2 separate regions of the Homo sapiens genome follow, and region 2 is linked to region 1. Evidence: chromatin contacts called from ENCODE Hi-C or POLR2A ChIA-PET data. All regions are on one chromosome and are shown on one strand. The core of a region is the stretch at or near the end of the contact, and the rest is flanking DNA. Distances in the headings are between cores, read along the strand shown.

Evidence for each region. A loop is a pair of places that touch in the nucleus more often than their neighbours do. ChIA-PET counts read pairs that join two places held with the same protein, here RNA polymerase II (POLR2A). Pooled maps may share reads with other maps.
Region 2: a loop to region 1 is called in a pooled map, with 1.9 times the contacts of the local background. The contact joins two enhancer-like sites. A Hi-C loop is called at or near these places in 1 of 168 maps with a recorded cell type or tissue (adrenal gland) and 4 of 50 pooled maps. POLR2A ChIA-PET finds 5 or more read pairs at or near these places in 9 of 52 experiments (AG04449, AG04450, BJ and 6 more).

The regions. Positions count from the first base shown.
Region 1 is chr1:51,895,762-51,899,347 of GRCh38, forward strand. No RefSeq gene overlaps it. Among named protein-coding and RNA genes, the nearest start is that of NRDC, 19 kb to the left of the region's middle. RefSeq lists an enhancer at 1,566-2,765. Within about 2 kb of position 2,015, at least 4 of the 41 ENCODE cell types and tissues checked have a DNase peak (open chromatin) inside an H3K27ac peak, as active enhancers do.
Region 2 is chr1:51,971,835-51,975,420 of GRCh38, forward strand. The region is part of intron 2 of RAB3B (RAB3B, member RAS oncogene family); the gene reads right to left. It also overlaps the pseudogene RNA5SP48. Among named protein-coding and RNA genes, the nearest start is that of RAB3B, 17 kb to the right of the region's middle. Within about 2 kb of position 1,902, at least 2 of the 41 ENCODE cell types and tissues checked have a DNase peak (open chromatin) inside an H3K27ac peak, as active enhancers do.

The DNA.
Region 1 (3,586 bases), core at 765-3,264:
ACCATTTATCTCACAACTCTCAAATTTTCTGTTTCATTGGCAGAAGGACAGAAAGTGTTTGCAGGCAAAAGGAGGACATCACACAAAAAAAGAAAGAAAATGCAAATTCAAGCAGTAGGAGCATACCATCACTAAATATATTTTGAATTTAATGGATTTAATATTAATATTCATTTCCATTAATCAAAAGTGATGAACCCCAGTGGTCCCTGACCTGGAATAATTTTTAACATTACAGGGCCAGTTTAGATCATGCACCATGATGCTGGTCTGTGGGAAAATGTGGGAAAAGTAAATCAGCCTAGTCAATCTCCTATAGCATCCAAGTCCCTCTGTCTCCCCAGCTCAAGCAATCCTCCCACATCAGCCTCCCGAGTAGCTGGGACTATAGATGTGTACCACCATCCTTGGCTAATTTTTGTATTTTTTGTAATGTCGGGGTTTCAACATGTTTCTCAGACTGGTCTTGAGTTCCTGAGCTCAAGTGATCCACCCACCTCAGCCTGCCAAGGTGCTGGGATTACAGGCGTGCGCCACTGTGCCCCACCTCATCCACGTCTTAATGTTGCTTTACTGTACTCTTCTCATTGTACATGTGTCTTGTTTGGACATTATGTTCTACAGTGTCACTCCTAAAGTAGGGGGTTTTGCAAGTCTTCAGATGAATTCTTTGGTAATATCAAGGAGCTACTGACAAGAAGTTGTGAGGAGTCATCACAAGTCAGCTTGAGAAGTTGCATGTTATTCATATAGTTGAGAAAGGAGCCCTGGGTTAAACTCACTGCTTAAGAGCCATATGACCTAGGGAAAATTAGGTTATTTCTCTAAGCCTCACCTTCTTCCAAAAAGGGATATTAATTCCCACTTAATAGAGTTGTTGTGAGAATTAAATAAAATGATTGATGTACAGGTGTGTTGTAAAGGAAAAGAAAAACATGTGTGATAGATGTGCACATGAGTGTATACACAGACACTTGTGAACGAAAACGAAGGCCTAGAAGATGCTGGGTTCAAATCCTGACTCTGCCACTTGTGTGATCTTATACCAGTCCTGAATTCTTGAAACTCTCTTAATCTTAATTTTCCTCATTATAAAATACATTTGTTATAAGATTATTGTGAGGATTAAATGTCATTATGTTCAAAGAGCACTTATTACAGAGCCTGGCCCAAAGTACAAGTTCAAGAGCTGTTGGCACAGCATAAAGATCTCGGCTCTTTTTAACCTAATTCACCCGTTGTGGCCGGAATAGGTGATTTCTTGATAAACCTCAAGGTGGAGCTAGAGACACAGAAGTGGGTGTCTTCTTCAACAAGAATGTTTGGTCTTAAGGGGGAAGAAGAAGCAGACTTTCCATCTTGATTTTGCCAGGACACATCCTATCTCCCTTTAAACCACCACCCATGTTCCTCCATTATGAGAGCCTTTGGGGTTTTTTGTTTGTTTGTTTGTTTGTTTGTTTTGGGTTTTGTTGTCAAAAAAAGAGTCAGACAAAGGAGCATTCAATAGATGTTGTTCTGGTTTTGGTTTTGTTTTGTTTTGAGACAGGGTCTCACTTTGTCGCCCATGCTGGAGTGCAGTGGCACGACCTCAGCTCACTGCAGCCTCTACCTCTGGGATTCAAGCCATCCTTCTGCCTAAGCCCCCCAAAGTAGCTAGGACCACAGGCATGTGCTACCACACCCAGCTAATTCTTGTATTTTTTGTAGAGACGGAGTGGGGGAAGTGGGGAGGTTCTGTGGGGGTCGGAGTTTGGGGGAGGTGGGTGGTTTCACCATGTTGGCCAGGCTCAAGCAATCTTCCCGCCTCGGCTTCTCAAAGTGCTAGGATTACAGGCATGAGCCACTGTGCCCAGCCTAGAAGTTCTTTAATATTGTGAATTCACTTCTACTTGGAGAAAATATGTTATCTGGTACATAGAAGATGACTATATAGTTTTGAAAAAACAAACCTTTATTACATTTTATTTTCTTCTCATCCTTCAGCCCACAGACCAAAAGCAGGTTTTGTCTACATTCCACTCATGTGACTGATTTCCTGTCTGTCAGAGCCCAGTCATCTTTCCAAAAGGAATACTTATCATAGCTCCCATATTTCTCATTGGGAAATATGGGAAATAGCTCCCATATTTCTCAATGTAAATAAGACTCCTAGAAGTCTATCTTAGCATCCCAAGATTCCAGGAATATAGATTAGGTTTCAGTGGTTTTCAAATGAGCCCTTTGAAGTTATATATTGATAAGCTCATTAAAAACTCAACTCATTACTTTCAGTACCGCCTTGTAGGCTAAGTACCTATCATATATAATTAGAACCTCATGAGAATAAAAAAAAATCCGCATAAAAGATGAAAATACTACCAAATATCAGCCTTAACATGCCACTACTTTCAGAACTTAGAAAATCATTGCTACTGGCCGGGTGTGATGGCTCATGCCTGTAATCCCAGCTACTCAGGAGGCTGAGGCAGGAGAATCACTTGAACCTGGGAGGCGGAGGTTGCAATGAGCAGAGATTGCACCACTGCACTCCAGCCTGGTGACAAGAGCGAGAATCCATCTAAAAAAAAAAAAGCATTGCCACAGAAACAGAGCTTAGATTCCCCCAAAATCTAGCTGGGTAAGAGAAACCCCTTCTATGTATAAATAAAGGATGAGTAAGAATTAGTTAAGTGAAGAAGAATGAAAGGGGAGAAGGATGATTCCAGGCAGAGTTCCAGGACATGAGAAAGGTCAAAGAAAGGAATGCTCTTGTAGGTTTGAAAGTAATTGCATATGGCTCAACCGGAAAGGTTGAGAGGAAAATGGCGAGAGTTAAAACTGGAGGGGTGAACTGGAGATAATTATTAAGCCCTGCATTTTATGTTAAGGAGTATAGACTTTATCCTGAGAGAGGGGGAGCTACCAACATGCATCAGATGAGGCAGAACAATATCATTTCCTGCTTTAGAAAGATCATTCATGACTGCAAGACAAAGAACGGAGGAGGGCAAGGCTAGGGGGAAGGTGTGCTAGATATTTTCTGTTTGCATCTCCAGATACAGTAAGTCTTCAATGTCATCGATAGATTCTTGGAAACCGTGACTAAGGGAAACAATATATAAAGAAATCAATTTAGCTGTAGGCTAATTGATATAAATAAGTTCCTATGGCATATTTCTGGTCACGAAACATCAAACATCTAAATAAAGACCCAAAACACTTCTAATATTAAACCTTGAAATATAATAAATGTGAGCTATACATACATTTAAGAAAGATTAATAAAAACAAGTATAAGATAATTATTTTCCCAATTATTCCAGGTCAGTGTTACAGGTCGCCAGAGCCTATCCCAGAAGCAGAGCACAAAGCGGGAACCAGTCCTGGACAGGACGACATTCCCTCACAGGGCACACTCTCCCACACGCCACACTCACTCAGACTGGGACCATTTAGACACACCAGTTCACCTAATGTGCACATTTTTGGGATGTGGGAGGAAATTGGAGTACCCAGAGAAAACCCACGCAGTCATGAGGAGAATGTGCAGACTTCACACACGGTGGCCTCTGCCAGGAATCTATTTTTTTCATCAACGTTATAA
Region 2 (3,586 bases), core at 652-3,151, 76 kb after region 1:
CTGGGCAGGACAGAGCAAGACAGTGCAATATTTCATCATGCTACTCAAAACAGTGTGCAATTTAGGCCAGGCACGGTGGGTCACGCCTGTAATCCCAGAGCTTCGGGAGGCCGAGGTAGGTGGATCACTTGAGGTCAGAAGTTCAAGACAAGCCTGGCCAACATGGTGAAACCCCATCTCTACTAAAAATACAAAAATTAGCCAGGCGTGGTGGTGTACGCCTGTAATCTCAGCTGCTCCAGAAGCAGAAGAATTGCTTGAACCCGGGAGGTGGAGGTTGCAGTGAGCTGAGCTCATGCCATTGCACTCCAGCCTGGGCAACCGAGCGAGACTCTATCTCAAAGAAAAAAAAGCAGTGTGCAATTTAAAATTTATTAGCTTATTTCTAGAATTTTCTGTTTAGTATGTTCAGATCTAGAGGGCCCCAGGTAACTGAAATCTTGGAAAGTGAAACCAAGGATAAGAGGGGACAGCAATTGATCATCAAATTCTGTAAATTCTAGTTCCAAATCTCTCTCTTCATTTCCATCCCTTATGTCATTTTGTCACTCTTAGCGTTATGGACTGAATGTCTATGTCCTCCCAAAATGTGTATGTTGAAGCCCTAGATAGTACCTAATCCTATACAGTATACACTATGCTTTTTTCTTTTTTCTTTTTTTTTTTTTTTTTGAGTTGGAGTGTTGCTCATCCCTCAGTGTGCTTGTATTTGGAGATGAGGCCTCAAAGGAAGTAATCGAAGTTAAATGATGTCATAAGAGTGAGTTCCTGATCCAACAGAATTCATATCATTATAAGAAGAGACACCAAAGAGTTTGCACTATCTCTCCCCCATGCCCATGCACCAAGGAAAGGCCACAAGAACACAGAGTGGGAAGGCAGCCCGAGGGGAGAGCTCTCATCAGACATCAACCCTACTGGCACCTTGATCTTAGACTTCCAGTCTCCAGACTGTGAGAAAATTAATTTCAATTGTATTTTGTTATGGCAGCCAGAGCAGAATAATACACTTAGTTCAGCCCCATATAATTTACCCAAGTCCTTGCTTGCTTGCTTGCTTCCTTTCTTTTATAGCTGGTCACTACTATATTTGTTTATTAATTTTTAGATAGCCTTTATGAGGTATAATTGATACACAAAAAAATTCACTTATTTAATGTATACAATTTGATGAGTTTGGATCCAAAACCCTGGTTTCTTTGCCTCATTTCCATCCACCCTTCAAACTGAAGCCAGGAATTTTTCTAAAATGCAAATCTAACTTGTTTAAACCCTTCTATGGCTCCCCAGTGCCTATGGTGGTGGTCTCCAACTTACATCCCTTTAAGTAAGAAAAATGTAGGTACAGCACACACAGTATATGTGTATTCTTTAGATTATATATCTATATGTCTACTTCTATACACAAGATATTAAAATATATAAAATTAAAATAAACAATATTTAAATGTTTAAAATCTAATGTATTCATGAATAGTCCAGAAAACTTTATTTTTGCTGCATAAAAGCACATACACACACATAAAAACCCTTTGCTAATTTTCCTTCAGCAAAAGCAATGAGATTGACCATGTCATCTATGGCTATACCACCCTGAACGCGCCCGATCTCATCTGATCTCGGAAGCTAAGAGGGGTTGGGCCTGGTTAGTACTTGGATGGGAGATTGACTATGTCGTATCTAATTAGATTATCATTGATTTTACCTCGAAACGTGGCTGACAATGAACTTGTGTTGGGAGTTGGAAAAACACCAGTTCAGCCATTTTCTTTATGCTCACTTGGATTCACTATAATCTTCTAGCATAGTCTTCAATCAGAGGTTTCTTTATAGGACTCTTTAAAAGCCACATATCCATTATGAGGTTTCATTTAGTTAAAACTAGACCATGTAATCAATAAATCCACTTACCCAGGCACAAGAAAACCACAAAAGCTCACAATTGGCTGAACATAAACAAAGAAGTGAGTCAGTCCACTGTCAACCCCTCAGAAGGGCACAATGCCTCCTCCTATCTCAAGATTTTTTGAGTGTAGGCTATCTGACCATCTGATATGGGGGTCAAACAAAGACACTTCTGTCAATCCACATAGTAAATATCAGTAAAAAATATCTTATGTTCAAAGATTAAAAGTAAGCTCTAATAATTTCTTCAGTTCCCTAAGGAATCATCAAGCATGAATCCTCTGACCGATGACAAGAACTTTCTGTTTGCTGTGGAAGATCTCTTTGACCCCCAATCTGCCACCTATAGCCTCTCCAGCAAATTTCTCTCAGCACCCACTCTCTGCTCTTTCACAACCTTGATCCAGTTTTACTGTATTGCTCACCATGCCCCAAATATTCTGTGCTCTCACATCCCCCTGTGCATGGAACTGTAAGGATGATATCAAATAACACAAGTGAAAGCACCTGGCACCTAATAGGTGCTTTTAGTAAATGCATGTTGACTTTCACCTCAAGCTAGTTAAACTAAGTGGTTCTACAATGTTAGCCAGCCACAAAACCACCTGGAAAATTTGTTATAGCACAGATGGTTGTCACTCACCCACCAGAGTTTCTGACTCAATAGTTCTGAGGTGGGCCTGAAAATTTGCATTTCTAACAAATTCCAAGGTGATGCTGATGCCATGGGTCTGGGAATCAGTGAACTAGACGACCCGTATAGCTTCTTCTATTTCTAATGATCTCTGACTCCTCAATGCCTTTAATAGAGAGCAAATGAACAAAATGAACTTTTATCCCTATATAATATTTGACATTATCATGAAGGGAAATATGAACTCTATAATACCTCAGATGCACAGTGTAGAGAAAAGAGCACATACTTTTGAATCAGAAGATCTTGTTGAAATCCCACTTTATAGCAGTGTTGTTGACCTAAGGCAAGTTAACTAATCTCTGAGTTTCTTATCCTGCAAAACAGGAGTGTATTAAAGTAGTACCTACTTCATAGTGTTAATTGTGAGATAGTATATGGGAAATAATTTGTAAAAAGAAAAGTACTACATACAGACTGCCCCAATAAGATATATGCATAATGTATTAATGTACATTTAACACGCAGAATAGAAAGATAATAAATAACATACGTTTTGGCTGGGCGTGGTGGCTCACGCCTGTAATCCCAGCACTTTGGGAAACCAACACGGGTGGATCACCTGAGGTCAGGAGTTCAAGATCAGCCTGGTGAACATGGTGAAAACCCATCTTTACTAAAAATACAAAAATTAGCCAGGCGTGGTGGCACACGCCTATAATTGAAGCTACTTGGGGGGCTGAAGCAACAGAATCGATTGAACCCAAGAGGTGGAAATTGCAGTGAGCCAAGATAGTGCCACTGCACTCCAGCTCAGGTGACAGAGTGAGACTCTGTCTCGAAAAAAATAAAATAAAATAATAATAATACATGTTTTAAATACTTTAAATCACAAATTTTCAAAATTTCCAATCCAGGTACTAATTCATTTTTGAAAACTATATGATCTACATGTTGCTATATCATCTAAAATATGTGCATAATTTATTAGTACTATTGGCAGATACTAATAATAATAGTAGCTGTGGCAGCCAGCTTCCAAGATGG